2 separate regions of the Homo sapiens genome follow, and region 2 is linked to region 1. A link is an interaction called in ENCODE POLR2A ChIA-PET data of the cell type or tissue named here. Cell type or tissue: K562. All regions are shown on one strand. Each heading gives the region's core, and the rest is flanking DNA. Links, peaks and the distances in the headings are about the cores only.

Region 1 (7,253 bases), core at 1,363-6,362:
ATGGGGTTTCACCCCCCATCTCTACTAAAAATACAAAAAATTAATCGGGCGTGGTGGTGGGTGCCTGTAGTCCCAGCTACTCGGGAGGCTGAGGCAGGAGAATGGGGTGAACCTGGGAGGCGGAGCTTGCAGTGAGCGGAGATTGCGCCACTGCACTCCAGCCTGGGCGACAGAGCGAGACTCTGTCTCAAAAAAAAAAAAAAAAAAAAAAAGAAAAAGAAATAGGGTTTCACCATGTTGGCCAGGCTGGTCTCAAACTCCTGATCTCAGTGATCCACCCACTTCGGCCTCCCAAAGTGCTGGGATTACAGGTGTGAGCCACCGCGCCCGGCCCCAATAGCTTGTTTTTGTTTTTGTTTTTGTTGTGGAGACAGGGTCTTGCTCTGTCACCCAGGCTGGAGTGCAGTGGCATGATCATAGCTTTACTGCAGCTGTGACTTCTTGAGCTCAAGTGATCTCCTCCCAGGTAACTGGGACTATAGGTGTGTGGCACCACGCCGTGCTAATTTTTGATTTTTTGTAGAGACACTATCTCACTGTGTTGCCCAGGCTTGTCTTGAATTCTTGGACTCAAGACATCCTCTGGTCTCAGTCTCCCACCGTGTTGGAATTACAGGTTTGAGACACTGTTCCCAGCCTGTTTCTTTTTATTGTTGAGGAGTACTCCTTGGTGTGAACGTACCGGTTTGTCTGTTGCCCGCTGATGGACCATTTGGATTGTTTCCAGTTCTTTGTTTTCCATCTTTTTTTTTAATAAGGGTAACACATGAACAGTTCACATTGAAAGATATCCAAACAACACAGAAATACATAGAGCTCGTTAAGAGTTCCTTTGCCCTTTCTCCCCATTCATCAGCTCCCCACAGCTACCAAATTTGGAATTCATTTTTCTGGGTTTCTTTCCATACATCAGAACATGCATTCTCAGTGAGGGCGATATCTCCAACAAGGGAGTGAAAATTAGTTATTGGAAGAAGGGTGAAAAAACTTAGGCATTACAGTGATTTGTGGCCTCCCGAAGATCCCAGTTCCTGAACAGATGTACAGTGTGGTATATCTGTGTACAGCTGTAGTATTAAAATTCCATGGGGAGGCAATTAGGAGAGAAACTTATACAGATGTTCCTTAGCGGGGCCGTGGAAAAATAAAGATCAAGAAACAACAGTAGAATGATGGATTGGGGATTTATAACCTTATTATTTGGTGTTTGATGAAGCACTTCTTCAGTTTTTCTTGAACTTCTCTCACAAGCTGAAATAGATCCCACCTGTTCTAGTATAGGAGCTTTGGTTCATAAGGTTAAGGACCCACTACTACCTCCATGATTTAAAATCCTTGGAATTGTAGCCTGTTAAATGGAAGGGACATTGGAGACATTGAGGGGAGGCTTTCCTGTTGATCCACCATTACAGCACCCTGACAGGTCAGTTCTCTGTAGTAACATACAGTGTGATAAGCCCTAGACAATTTTCAAATTCAGTTTAGCCCACTTGGTATCATTCGGAATTTATATATTTCAGGAACTAGTATGGTACTTCTGTAATGTGCCCTTTGGTGGGAGAATAATGAAGGTTTTGTTAGCATATAGATCTTGGGTTAGTAGCTTTTAATTTGTTACGTGACATCTAGTGTTATCATCTTATATTGAAAGTATTTTTTGTAACATTTATTATGAAAAATTTCAAAGATACACAGAGATTGAAAGAATTTTGTGGTTGGCTGGGTGGGGTGGCTCACGCCTGTAATCCAAGCACTTTGGGAGGCTGAGGCAGGTGGATCATATGAGATCAGGAGTTTGAGACCACCCTGGCCAACGTGGTGAAACTCCGTCTGTACTAAAAATACAAAAATTAGCCGGTTGTGGTGGCTCACACCTGTAGTCCCAGCTACTCAGGAGGCTGAGGCATGAGAATCGCTTGAGCCCAGGAGACAGAGGTTGCAGTGAGCTGAGATTGCGCCGCAGCACTCGAGTTTAGGTGACTGAGTGAGACTCTGTCTTAAAAAACAAGAGAAAATTTTACGGTGAACACTAGTATACCTGCCACTTAGTTTCCATTAAACATTTTACCATACCTGCTTCATCATACCTTTTTATCCATTTGTCTTAAAATTAAAAAAAAAAAAACCAACACATTTCAAAATGTGTGTGTGTCAGCGTCTCTGTAGAGAGTTGAATTAAAATTAGGGGCCAGGCCAGGTGTGGTGGCTCATGCCTGTAATCCCAGCACTTTGGGAGATTAAGGCAGGAGAATTGTTTGAGCCCCAGTAGTTCGAGACCAGCCTGGGGAATATGTTGAAACCCTGTCTATACAAAAAAATACAAAAATTTGGCTGGGCGCAGTGGCTCGTGCCTGTAATCCCAGCACTTTGGGAGGTCGAAACAGGTGGATCACTTGAGGTTAGGAGTTGGAGACCAGTCTGGCCAACATAGTGAAACCCTGTCTCTATTAAAAATACAAAAATTGGCCGGGCGTGGTGGTGTACGCCTGTAATCCCAGCTACTCAGGAGGCTGAGGCAGGAGAATCGCTTGAACCCGGGAGGCGGAGGGCGCAGTGAGCCGAAATCACGCCAGTGCACTCCAGCCTGGGTGATAGAGTGAGACTCCATCTCAGAAAAAAAAAAAAAAAAAAAAAATGGGCGTGGTGGTGTGTGCCTATAGTCCCAGCTATTTGGGAGGCTGAGGTGGGAGGATTGCTTGTGGCCAGGAGTTTAAGACTAGCATAGGCAACATGGTGAAACCTCGTCTGTACAAAAAATACAAAAATTAGCTGGCTGTGGTGGCGTGTAAGTCCCAGCTACTCAGGAGGCTGAAGTGGGAGGTTTGCTTGAACCTGGAAGGCAGAGGTTACAGTGGGCCAGGATTGTGCCACTATACTGCAGCCTGGGTGACAGAGTGAGACCTTATGTCAAAAAAAGAGAAAAAATTAGGAGTAAAAATTGAGTTAAAATTAGAAACTTAGTCGTTAAAAATTTTTAAAGTTGTTTAGCCACCATTGGTAGCTTTGCTATCCATTAGGATACCTGTACTATGTTTTTGAGAAGTGTTATTTTAGATAAACAGTTTCTTTGCATTATAGTTGATTGTCTTTGTTTCTCTAATGTGGCTATAACATCACTGAGGTCAGGAACCATTTAATAAAATTGAAGTATAATTTACATATGGTAAAAGTTTATGCTTTTTTTTTGAGACGGAGTTTCGCTCTTGTTGCCCAAGCTGGAGTGCAATGGTGTGATCTTGGCTTACTGCAACCTCCGCCTCCTGGGTTCAAGCAATTCTCTTGCCTCAGCCTCCCGAGTAGCTGGGATTACAGGTGCGCACCACCATGCCCGGCTAATTTTGTATTATTGGTAGGGATGGGGTTTCTCCACGTTGGTCAGGCTGGTCTTGAACTCCGGACCTCAGGTGATCCACCCGCCTCAGCCTCCCAAAGTGTTGGGATTACGGGCGTGAGCCAGCGTGCTCATCCAAGTTTATGCTTTTTAGTGTATGGTTGAATTTTTTTTCTTAGTCCATTTAATGTTGCCATCTGTGTACTTTTTGTTTTTTTGAGACAGAATCTCGCTCTGTTGCCCAGGCTGGAGTGTAGTGGTGTGATCTTGGCTCATTGCATCCTCCACCTCCCAGGTTCAAGGGATTCTTCTTCCTCAGCCTCCCGAGTAGCTGTGATTACAGGAACATGCAACCATGCCCAGCTAATTTTTGTATTTTTAGTAGAGACGGGGGTTTCACCATGTTGGCCAGGCTGTTCTCGAACTCCTGACCTCAGGTGATCCGCCCGCCTCGGCCTCCCAAAGTGCTGGGATTACAGGCATGAGTCACTGCACCCAGCCCATCTGTGTACTTTTGAGAGACACATTCCATCTTGTAACCATTATCACAAATCAAGCTGTAGCTACGGTTCTTTACTTCCCCATTTCCTCATGCATCTCTCTAGTCAGCTCCATCTCCGCCTTCAGCCCCTGTCAGGTTCTGTTCTAGTCTCTGTCCCCACCATTCTCCTTGTCCGGAATGTCATGCCAGTGACCCACGCAGCCCTCGGCCTCTGTTACTTGGCATCTTGCACCTGAGACTCAACTGTGTTGTGGGTGTGTCAGTGGTTTGTTCCTTGGCGTTGCTGGGTTGTGTCTGTTGTATGGCTGTATCATGGTTTGATGTGTCTGCTCATCAGGGGAAGGTCAGTTTTAATATTCTGATACGTTTCAGTGGGTCCTTTTCTGTATGTTTAACTTAGTGATTGTGTTATGCAATTGGTAACCTGCTTTTTTCACTTAATGTATCTGGAAATTTTGGTTTTATTACTTATTTTCCATCTAGAACTTCAACATTGGAAATTTCTGATTATGCTTTTTAATTTTTTTTGTTATTCTACAGTGAGTATTGTTTATGTACAGTTTTTTAGGTTGGTAGGTTAATTTCCTTCGGGTAGATTTCTAGAAGTAGGGTTACTAGGCCAAAGGTTTTGGGGTCACATGGGTTCATTCCACTTTCCTACTGCTGTATGCAGTCTACTCCTACAGGGCGTTTTTTGGGTTCTGAACCCATTTGAAATCTTTTCTACACCTTCCCAAATTGCTTCTGTAATTCCCTTTAGCAGGATTAGTGGAGTGCCAGTTGTCTGATTTAATGTCTTGGCTAAGTGGATCTAGGGAAATATTTATTTTAGTCTGTATTCCTCTTTTTAGTAGCAAGGTTGGTCATTTTCCTCTAAGCTGGTTAAGTACATGCTTTTCTCCTTTTGTGAACTGTCTTTTTTTGTCCTTTTTTTTTTTTTTTTTTTTAGGAGTCTCACTCCTTTGCCCAGGCTGGAGTGCAGTGGCAAGCCCTTGGCTCACTGCAACCTCCACCTCCTGGGTTCAAGCAATTCTCCTGCCTCAGCCTCCCAAGTAGCTGGGATTACAGGCATGTGCCACCACGCCCGGCTAATTTTTTGTATTTAATAGAGACAGGGTTTTACCATATTGGTCAGGCTGGTCTCAAAGTCCTGACCTCAGGTGATCCACCCACCTCAGCCTCCCAAAGTGCTGGGATTACAGGCATGAGCCACTATGCCCAGCCTCTTTTTGTCTTTAATTAATTTTTCTACTGGGATTTTAATGTTTTTCTTACCGATTTGTATGAGTGCTTTTTATGGTATTGGTAATAGCTTTTTGTCGTACCTAGTTCAAATATTCTTTCCAAGATAATTTGGTTTTAGATTTTGATGATTTACTTTTTGAGTTTTAAACATTTAAAAATTATCTTCAAATCTTTCTATTTTTTCAGTTACAACTTTATTATTTTTAAGGTTAGGAAATTGAATTTCCTTCAGAGATTTAGTAAATACTCACTTTTGTGTTCGGTTTTTTAATGTTTTGGTTTTTTTTTTTTCCTGTCACCTACCAGAAGGAACGTTTTGATTTTTCTTTCTTTCTTTTTTTTTTTTTACATTAAATGTAAAACTTGGAAAGTTAGCTTATAAAAATGCTTTATTTATTTATTTATTTATTTATTTGCTTGTTTGAGACAGTTTTGGTTTTGTTGCCCAGGCTGGAGTGCAATGGCTCAGTCTCGGCTCACTGCAACCTCCGCCTCTCAGGTTCAAGCGATTCTTCTGCCTCAGCCTCCCAAGTAGCTGGGATTACAGACGTGTGCTACCACGCCCAGCTAATTTTTGTATTTTTAGTAGAAATGGGGTTTCACCATGTTGGTTAGGCTGGTGTCGAACTCCTGACCTCCAGTGATCCGCCTATCTTGGCCTCCCAAAGTGCTGGGATTACAGGCATGAGCCACCAGACCCCACCATGTAATTTATTTTGATGTATGGTTTGTGATGAGAGTTTAAGTTGAATTTCTCAATGCATTAATTTGTTTTTATGACATAACTTTAAAATTCCTAACCCTTACCTTTCCCCTGGTTTTCTGAATTACTATATGTGAGAGAGTTTCTTTCTAGCCCTCATTTTCTCTTACTGATCTCCTTTGACACTCTGGGAATGTATTGTAAGGAAATAATCCCGAATATACTCTACCTATGTTAATTTAGCTTTTGTGCCAGTTTCACACTAATCTCCTATCATAATGTTTGTTTAGTAAGATCAGGAACAGAAGCTTGTTTTGAAAGTAATAAGCATTGTTAACTGCCCCCACCTGGAGCTCCTGTCCCCTGCACCCACTCTGATGGGCTCTCTGCCGGGTGGTGGGAGGGGCATGCTCTTGGGTGTCTCTGTGGCCTTGCTCTTCCCTTAAGATCTGTTTGTTGCAGCCTGCGTGCTGTCTTCTGACTCCATCTTCAGAAACTAACCATCTGATCAAAGCATGCCTTTCTGCTGCTAGTTTAAATATGCACTTTTTAAATGTTTGTTAGGAATATGCTTGTGCATTTATAAATTCTGTAGTCTTTGATTTCATATATACATGTATTTCAGCCAGGTACCCAAGACTTAGAAGAGCCTTATACGTTTTGTAACTTCTTTTTTTGGAGATGGAATCTTGTTCTTCATTGCAGCATCGATTTCCTGGGCTCAGGCGGTCTCCTTTGGCCTCCTGAGTAGCTGAGACTAAGGCTGCTACATTGCCACCATGGCTGGCTAATTTTTGTATTTTTCTTGTAGAGATGGGGTCTCACTATGTTGCCTAGGCTGGTCTTGTACACCTGACCTCAAGTGATCCTCCTGTCTCAGCCTCCCCAGGTGCTGGCATTACAGGTGTGAGCCACCATGCCTGGCCATTTTTTATCTTCTGTAGATTCATGGTTTTTAAAAATCCGTTGTCCATTTTCTCACAGAGATAAGCAGTGATGTCCTTGCGATGAACAAGGGGTCTTGTTTGTCTTGGAGTAAGCAAGAAGAAGCTCCCTGATAGCTGTCCAGCCAGGGTTGAGGTGAAGGCACCTCAAGAAGACAGGGGCACCTGGGTGTGTCCAGCAGGACTGGAGAAGTCTGAATGGTGGCACCCAGGTCAAGCTGGCTTCTGTGGCAGGCCTAAGTGTGAACTGGAACATTGCGGAGTGGTGTGGCTCCTCACCCACTGGCTCAGTGCTAAACTGTGCCACCAAGAGTCCATCTGCTTCCCTTGAAAACTTGAATGAGATTTTTGCTCCTTTATGACAGAAGTTAGCTATTAAATAGATTGAAGCAGCAGCTGCCCCCTTGATGTGGGACAGTGTCCAACCTCTCCTCTTGGAACGCTGGCACTGATTTGGGTGCCAGGTGCCACTCACCATTGCGTTTGCACCCTTGCTTCTCTTAGGGGAGAAAGAGCGACCACAGTGGG
Region 2 (7,253 bases), core at 717-5,716, 440 kb after region 1:
CCCAAAGCTCCCCGAGCCCTGCCCCCACCCCCGCCCCCGCCCCCCACCTGGGCTCAGTCCAGCCAGGCCGACCCCAGCCCCGTCCTCTGCACACAGGGCCACCTAGCACAAAGGCCTTGGCACTCCTGTGCCTGCACCAAGTTTTGGCCTTTCCCCCAACCCCGTCTAGCTGGGAGTGGGGGTCTCAGGCCTGTGGCAGGCAGGAGGGCACAGCCATGGGCCGATGGGAAATGCAGTGGCTGACAGAAAGTGTCACTCTGGCAGGTGACAGGGTGGGCGGGGCAGGGCCGGGACGGGAGGTGGGCTTGCCCCTCAGCTCTCATCCATGCACTCTTCTGAAATTATGCTTGGAACTTGTACTGCGTCAATGACAATCACGGGCTGCCTGTCTCGGGTGTGCGGATGGGGCCTGGAACATGGCCTGCGTTCATCTTCTGAAACCAAGGACCCCACGCTCCCTGGCACAAAAGGGCTCTGGGGAGGCACAAATGGCCCCTGGTGGCCGCTGTGGCGACTGTGGCCTCGGGGCCTCCTTACCTGGGCCAGGTTAACCACCCTGTAAGCTGCACTGCACGGAGTACCAGGCACCACGTGAGCTGAGCTGGAGCTGGGGACGCAGGAGGTGCCGCAGCCCCAGCTCACAGGCGTGTCCCAATTCAAGGCCCCCGCAAACTGTCACAAAAGCAGGAGGAGGCACCAGGGAGAGAAGGGCAGGGCTGGAGATCCACAGCCGGCCGAGGGCACGGGTGTGGGCAAGGCCCTGTCCACCCAACAAGGGCCACCCTGCAGCCTCTGGCTAGCCTCCCCGTGCCCAGGGCTGCTGCCTCTGCTTTCAGGAGGAGCCACATCACCTGACTGAGGTGAAAGTAATTCTAAGTAACCACAGACTGAAAAAGAGGAGGACGGCTGTGTGGAGAGAATTTTGGTTAAGGGGTCCCAAGGCCCCCTATTCAGCTGACCCCACTCCTGACCCTCCCCTGTCCAGGCCCTAACACAGCCGTCACCCCTCTCTGCTTATGAAGAACCTCATATGGGAACACGGGTGCTCCTGGTTTCTCTGGCTGCAAATTCACGCCTGCACTCTGAGAAGAAAAGCAGATGGGAGATGTGTGATAGGTGCCTTCCAAAGCTGTGTGTGACAGGCGCACTCGAGCACAGCCGGACGTGGTCAGGGATGCAGCCACACCAGGATGTGCTTTCAGAAATCCTCCTTAATGCTTGCTCAGATGGCTGGGATCATTATTTATTTGCCTATTCTTACCTTTTGCTATTTCAGAGTGAAACACATTATCCTAAGAAGCTCCCTTTTCGAGGGAAGAAAAAGGAAAGAGGTACCGATTTCAATGTTACAGAGGGAAATTCAGAGTGGAAACAGAACGCCAGACGCTGCCCAGGATGAGGGTCCAGCGAGAGCAGGTGGCTGCAGCCAAGGTGACAGCAAAAGACCCCCAAGATCCGCCACCCGAGCACGTGCGCCCGTCAAGCTCCACCATCCGAGCACGTGCGCCCGTCAAGCTCCACCATCCGAGCACGTGCGCCCGTCAAGCTCCACCATCTGAGCACGTGCACCCAGCAGACGAGACGCAGCCGAGATGACAGCAAATAAGCACAATCCATTCACCAGACCCCAAACACCGCCACTGGAACACAGGCGCCCAACAGGCCAGACGAAACGCCGCTCTTGACGCCTCATGGGACCATCTCCCCTCACCGGGCCCAGCCATCACACTTTCTAACACTGGGGGTGGCTGCAGGTGATAGAGACCTGGAAGAACTGTTGCCTCCACGAGAGAGGCGTTTGCTCTCCTTCCCTCGAGAGCAGAGGCCGAGGGCCCAGGGCCACCATGACGAGTCCACTCCTCCAAGTCTCCCAGGCTCTGGGGCCCAGGCATCCTCTATCCGGCCACACCGTTCTCCCTGGAGACCCTCTGCCACCCCACTCTCCCCCGGGACCCTCCGCCACCCACTCTCCCCGGGGACCCTCCGGCCACCCCACTCTCCCCCGGGACCCTCCGGCCACCCCGCTCTCCCTGGGGACCCTCCGCCACCCCACTCTCCCCCGGGACCCTCCAACCACCCCGCTCTCCCCAGGGACCCTCCGGCCACCCCGCTCTCCCCAGGGACCCTCCGCCACCCCGCTCTCCCCCGGGACCCTCCGGCCACCCCGTTCTCCCCGGGGACCCTCCGCCACCCCGCTCTCCCCCGGGACCCTCCGGCCACCCCGTTCTCCCCAGGGACCCTCCGCCACCCCGCTCTCCCCCGGGACCCTCCGGCCACCCCGTTCTCCCCGGGGACCCTCCGCCACCCCGCTCTCCCCCGGGACCCTCCGGCCACCCCGTTCTCCCCGGGGACCCTCCACCACCCCGCTCTCCCCCGGGACCCTCCGGCCACCCCGTTCTCCCCGGGGACCCTCCGCCACCCCGCTCTCCCCCGGGACCCTCCGGCCACCCCGTTCTCCCCGGGGACCCTCCACCACCCCGCTCTCCCCCGGGACCCTCCGGCCACCCCGTTCTCCCCGGGGACCCTCCGCCACCCCACTCTCCCCCGGGACCCTCCAACCACCCCACTCTCCCCCCGGACCCTCCGGCCACCCTGCTCTCCCCGGGGACCCTCCGCCACCCACTCTCCCCCGGGACCCTCCGACCACGTTGCTCTTCCCAGGGTTCTGGCACAGCCCACAGGACATCGTGGGAATGCCTGGACTGCGCCGCCCCTGGAGCCCATAACCTGTCACTCTCATCTCAACTCCTGTCAGCGAATTTCCTCTTTGTGTGTGTGCGTAAACCACTTTGAGGTGTGCTCTGTCCCTGTGATTAAACACCTGGTGGATTATCAAAGCTGCGTGATGTCAGGGCTGTGATGCCTTTGTAGCAAGGTGAAGTCCTCAAGTTTCTGAGTTCAGATCCTCCGCGTGGACCCTGGAGCGTGGGGGCCACAGGGCCCAGAAAGTGCCTCAGCGTCGGACGACCGTGGAGCCGGCAGATGGCGCCCAGCAGCAGGTATCCCGGGGGACCTACCGGCTCCAGCCTGGTCTACGACCCTCACTGAAGATGCTCTTACCTGTAGGAAGGTGCCGGGGACCCAAATGACAAACATCCCACTGACTTGGGCTCCAGGAACCATGTGTGGTGCTGAGGTTCAGGCGGCGTATCCGACTGGACCATCTTCACTGCGATGGCAGCAGCTAACCTAGACTGGCTTAAGTAGAAAAGGAAATATGTTGATTTAGGTCAGTGAAAAGTCCAGACGCTGGTGGGCTCAGGGAGTGCTGGACACAGAGCCTGGTGTACCTGGGAGGATGCTCACCTCCCCAGCCCTGCTCTGCTCTCCCAGTTCCAGTTTCAAACAAGCTGCCCCCATGGGGCAAGACGGCGGCAGAGGTTGCAGCCAAACCCTCCTGGAAGTGGCTCCAGCCCAGGGTCATCGGTCAGAACTTGTGTTCGGGAAGAGGCAAGGCTCTGGCCAGCTCAAGAGCAGAACATGAGGCCCCTCAAAACACCGGATGGGGAAGGGAAAGGGGCTCAGTTCTCAGTGACAGTGAGACACAGAGACTGTGAGATGGCGTCATGCAAACGGACGGGGACGGTCATCCTCAGGGTGGACGGGCGCTGACTCACCAGGGAGCCACCCTGGAGAGATGGGAGGCGGGACTCAGAGCCAGAGGCAGGGACCGAGCCTCCAGACCAGACTGAGGACTGACTAAACAAGGAGAGGCGAAAGCACCTCCGCATGAGACAGGCCACCAGGGCCAGGTCCGTTTACCGTTGGGCGACCACACCTTTCCATAGCAACAACCCCACGACCCAGGAGTTACCACCTTTTTCTGGAAATGTCTGCCTAACCTGCCCCTTCATCTGCACGAAATTAAGCGTGGGTATAAATGAGGCTGCAGAACTGTGCTGTGCGGCTGCCCTCGACGCCCTGCCTATGGGGGGGCTGCAACCCTGCACCTCTGTAAACCTGCTTCTCCCACCACCAGCTGGCTCTTGAATTCATTCCTGAGTGAAGCCAAGAAGCCTCCCGGGCTCAGCCCCAGTTTGGGGCTCCCCTGTCCTGCATCACTGGGGGAGAGTGAAGGAGAAAGCCGAGTCACCCTGGGGAGGCCGAGTCAGTCATCCAAGAGAGAACGGGTGCTGAGTCACCTGGGACAGTGGGCGCCGAGTCACCCGGGGACAGTGGGCGCCGAGTCACCCCGGGGACACTGGGCGCCGAGTCACCCGGGGACAGTGGGCGCCGAGTCACCCCGGGGACAGTGGGCGCCGAGTCACCCGGGACAGTAGACACCGAGTCACCCCGGAGACAGTGGGTGCTGAGTCACTCTGAGACAGTGGGTGCTGAGTCACCCGGGGACAGCCACAGGCTCCATGGATTAAGACCCGAGGTCTTCAGAGGCCGTCACTGGCCTCCCACAGAGACCTGTACTGGAGGTGATGCTGACCAGCTCTGACTAGTGCGTTGCAACCGGGGAGCCGCTTAGCTGTGCACAGCCTGCAGTGAATCCTGAACTCCATCCTTACGGCGTTCTACACACACAGACACACAGACACGCCAGCAAACCCATATGCACATGTACATACACACACATATATGCACACATGCACTTCCAAACACACTTCTACACACATGCACACACAGACACACAGACATTCCAGCAAACCCATATGCATATGTACACACACATATATGCACACATACACATATATGCACACACGAATACACATGCAAGCACATGTACATGCAAACACATCTGGACACATGTAAACACATGCCACACACATGTAAACACATGCCACACACATGCTTGTATACACACATATACACACATGCCCCGCATACACACGTGCACAGATACAGAGCTATACACGTCCAGACATGAACACATACATGTACACATATGTGCACACATACATACACACTTGCAAATGCACATGCTCGTACATGGGCTGCATGTGTATGCATAGATACATGTGAGCACGTACATATGCACACACATGAAGTCACACATAGACATACAGACGTGCATGGATTGTGAACATACATATACACATGTGTGCATGTATGTGAACAAATGCACCTGTGCATGTATGCAGGTACACATGCATGCATACACAAACATGCACATATACACACATACACCTACATACATGTGAACTCAAACATGCACAGACAGACACCCCTGGTGCTTCCTGGGATCGCCTCCCAGTAAGCTACAAACACTTAGGCCCTTGTCTCATGCTTTCTGGGAGAGCCCCAGCCAGTGCCAGGGAAGCCTGTGCCCCCCCCGGCCCCGTGGGTCACCTGCTCACTCTGACCCACCGACGCAGCTGGGGGAAGAAACCTGCTCACTGGCCAGTCCAGGTCGTTGGCCCTACAGAGCGAGGGGTGGAGCCAGCACCTCTCGGGCCAGATGCAGCCTGCGGGGTGGGAGGTTCCTGGAGGAAGACGCAGGGCCCTGTTACCAAAGGAAGGGTCCAAGGATGCCAGGAGGCAAAACAAGAGACATCCAAGTAAAGGCTGGGTGTGCAGGGAGACCCCGATCGGCCCACTCCTGCATGTTCCACAGATACGGCATCTCAGGGACGCCAGCGCCCTGGGACCCGCATCGTCCTGGCTTTGAGGGTTCTGTGGTTCCATGTGTGAAAAAAATGAGCACCAATGAGCAGGATGCGCTCCTCTCTAATCTGCCTGATGCTTGATCCCGCAGCCAGCTCTGGCTGGTTTCCTACCACCTGTCCCCGGGGCCAGCGCACCCATGTCCAGTGACGCAGTGGCACGCTCCCCCAAAACGTGCAGGCACTTTGAATATGCGTAATTCAAAATGCACATGTTCACAGAAACAGGAGTGGCACGGCAGGGGTGGCGTGGCCCTCCACCGAGCAGAGGAAGCCTGAGAAGGGCCCAGTGCCTCCACCACCAGCTGAACGTGAAGGCAGGGAAGCGCCGGGGGCTCAGACCTGAAGTGCGCAGCCATGCTGCCTCGGCATCACACTGAAACCAGCCCTGGGTAAGCGTGTGTGGGAGAGAAACACACTGTAACCTGGACCTTGGGCCCCGGTCCTTCACAGCTCTGGAGTCACCCACGTTTCCTTAACGTCCAAATGAGGCGGCCTGGGTGCCCACCCCACCTGCTGGGAGGACCCGGCAAATCCCCCGCAGCCTGTCAGAAGCCCGAGGACCCCGGCCCCCATCTCCTGCCTCGTCTGTGGGACATTCTCCTTCCGTCTCACTCCCCAGAGCAGGCGACGGCCCCCGCGGCACTGCCGAGACCGGGAGGTTGCAGCAAGACACTGACCAAACATCTTCAGGAAACAAGCGAGTGAGCAGCTCCGCGGAACGTGAGGCAGCAGGAGACTCACGGGGGTCTTTGCGTCCCCACCCCTCCGCGGACCCTGGATCTCCAGGGACCCAGCCCCTCCAGCAGCAAGGCCTTCTCCTGCAGCCACTCCCATGTGCTTGGGACAGCCCTACTGAGGAGAGAGGCCATTTTTCTTATTGTCTCCTGTCTCTGAAGAGAAGGAGGAAGTAAAAGCTGAAAAATAACAGGAATGAAGTCAGTGGCAAGATCAGCCGGTGCCACTGATGACCAGAGGCCTGAGGTTAAAAGATTATCCCCCCACTCTAACCACATGTGCTCTCAACCTACCGCGACCCTTTCACGTGGAACCCCTTAGATTTGTAAGCCCTTAAAAAGGGCCAGGGAATCTGTCTTCGGAGAGCTCAGTTCTTGAGACACGGGTCTGCCGATGCTCCCGGCCGAATAAAGCCAAATCCTTCCTTAACCCGGTGTCTGAGGGGTTTTGTCCGCGGCTCGCCCTGCTACACCGCAACCATCCCCATACCCCCAAATCTAGAGAAGAGGAAAACCTCTGCCTGCCCCACTCGATCCTCTTCCCCGCAAGCACCTCGCTTGGCCAGCAAGGTGTGAAGGAGAAGTCTCCGTAAGAGGCAAAGGCAGAAATAAAACAATTCACGAATTCATTTCCTGAATAGAAACAGATTTGGTGCTTTTAAAAGCTGGTCTTCTTCTTGTCGTTTACATTTTTATGAAATTAACCTGTGTCCCTAAGTTTTAGAAGTGAGACCACAGTGAACAAGCAGCTGTGGCCACCCTCCCCTGGCCCCCCTGGCCTTTCACCTGTGTCTCCGGGCATTTGTCTACTCGGCCGCCCTCCCCGGGCCCCCTCCTGGCCTTTCACCTGTGTCTCCGGGCATTTGTCTACATGGCCGCCCTCCCCGGGGCCCCTCCTGGGCTT

Evidence for each region. ChIA-PET counts read pairs that join two places held together with the same protein. Peaks named below come from ENCODE experiments on the same cell type or tissue, not always from the same donor. Only the 100,000 strongest peaks of a DNase experiment are listed, where the experiment ranks them.
Region 2: POLR2A ChIA-PET joins it to region 1 with 7 read pairs; 2 of 35 experiments call an interaction of 5 or more read pairs at or near these places.

Annotation. Positions count from the first base shown.
Region 1 is chr12:131,952,114-131,959,366 of GRCh38, forward strand. All of the region lies in intron 1 of EP400 (E1A binding protein p400), which reads left to right. Among named protein-coding and RNA genes, the nearest start is that of EP400, 5.8 kb to the left of the region's middle. RefSeq lists a silencer at 2,591-2,885. In K562, for the core only: no CTCF peak of the experiment used is centred there; DNase peaks (open chromatin) are centred at 3,893 and 6,178.
Region 2 is chr12:132,389,971-132,397,223 of GRCh38, forward strand. No RefSeq gene overlaps it. Among named protein-coding and RNA genes, the nearest start is that of GALNT9, 64 kb to the left of the region's middle. In K562, for the core only: a CTCF peak has its summit at 2,982 (motif pointing right); DNase peaks (open chromatin) are centred at 3,621 and 4,311; H3K27me3 peaks cover 2,275 bases.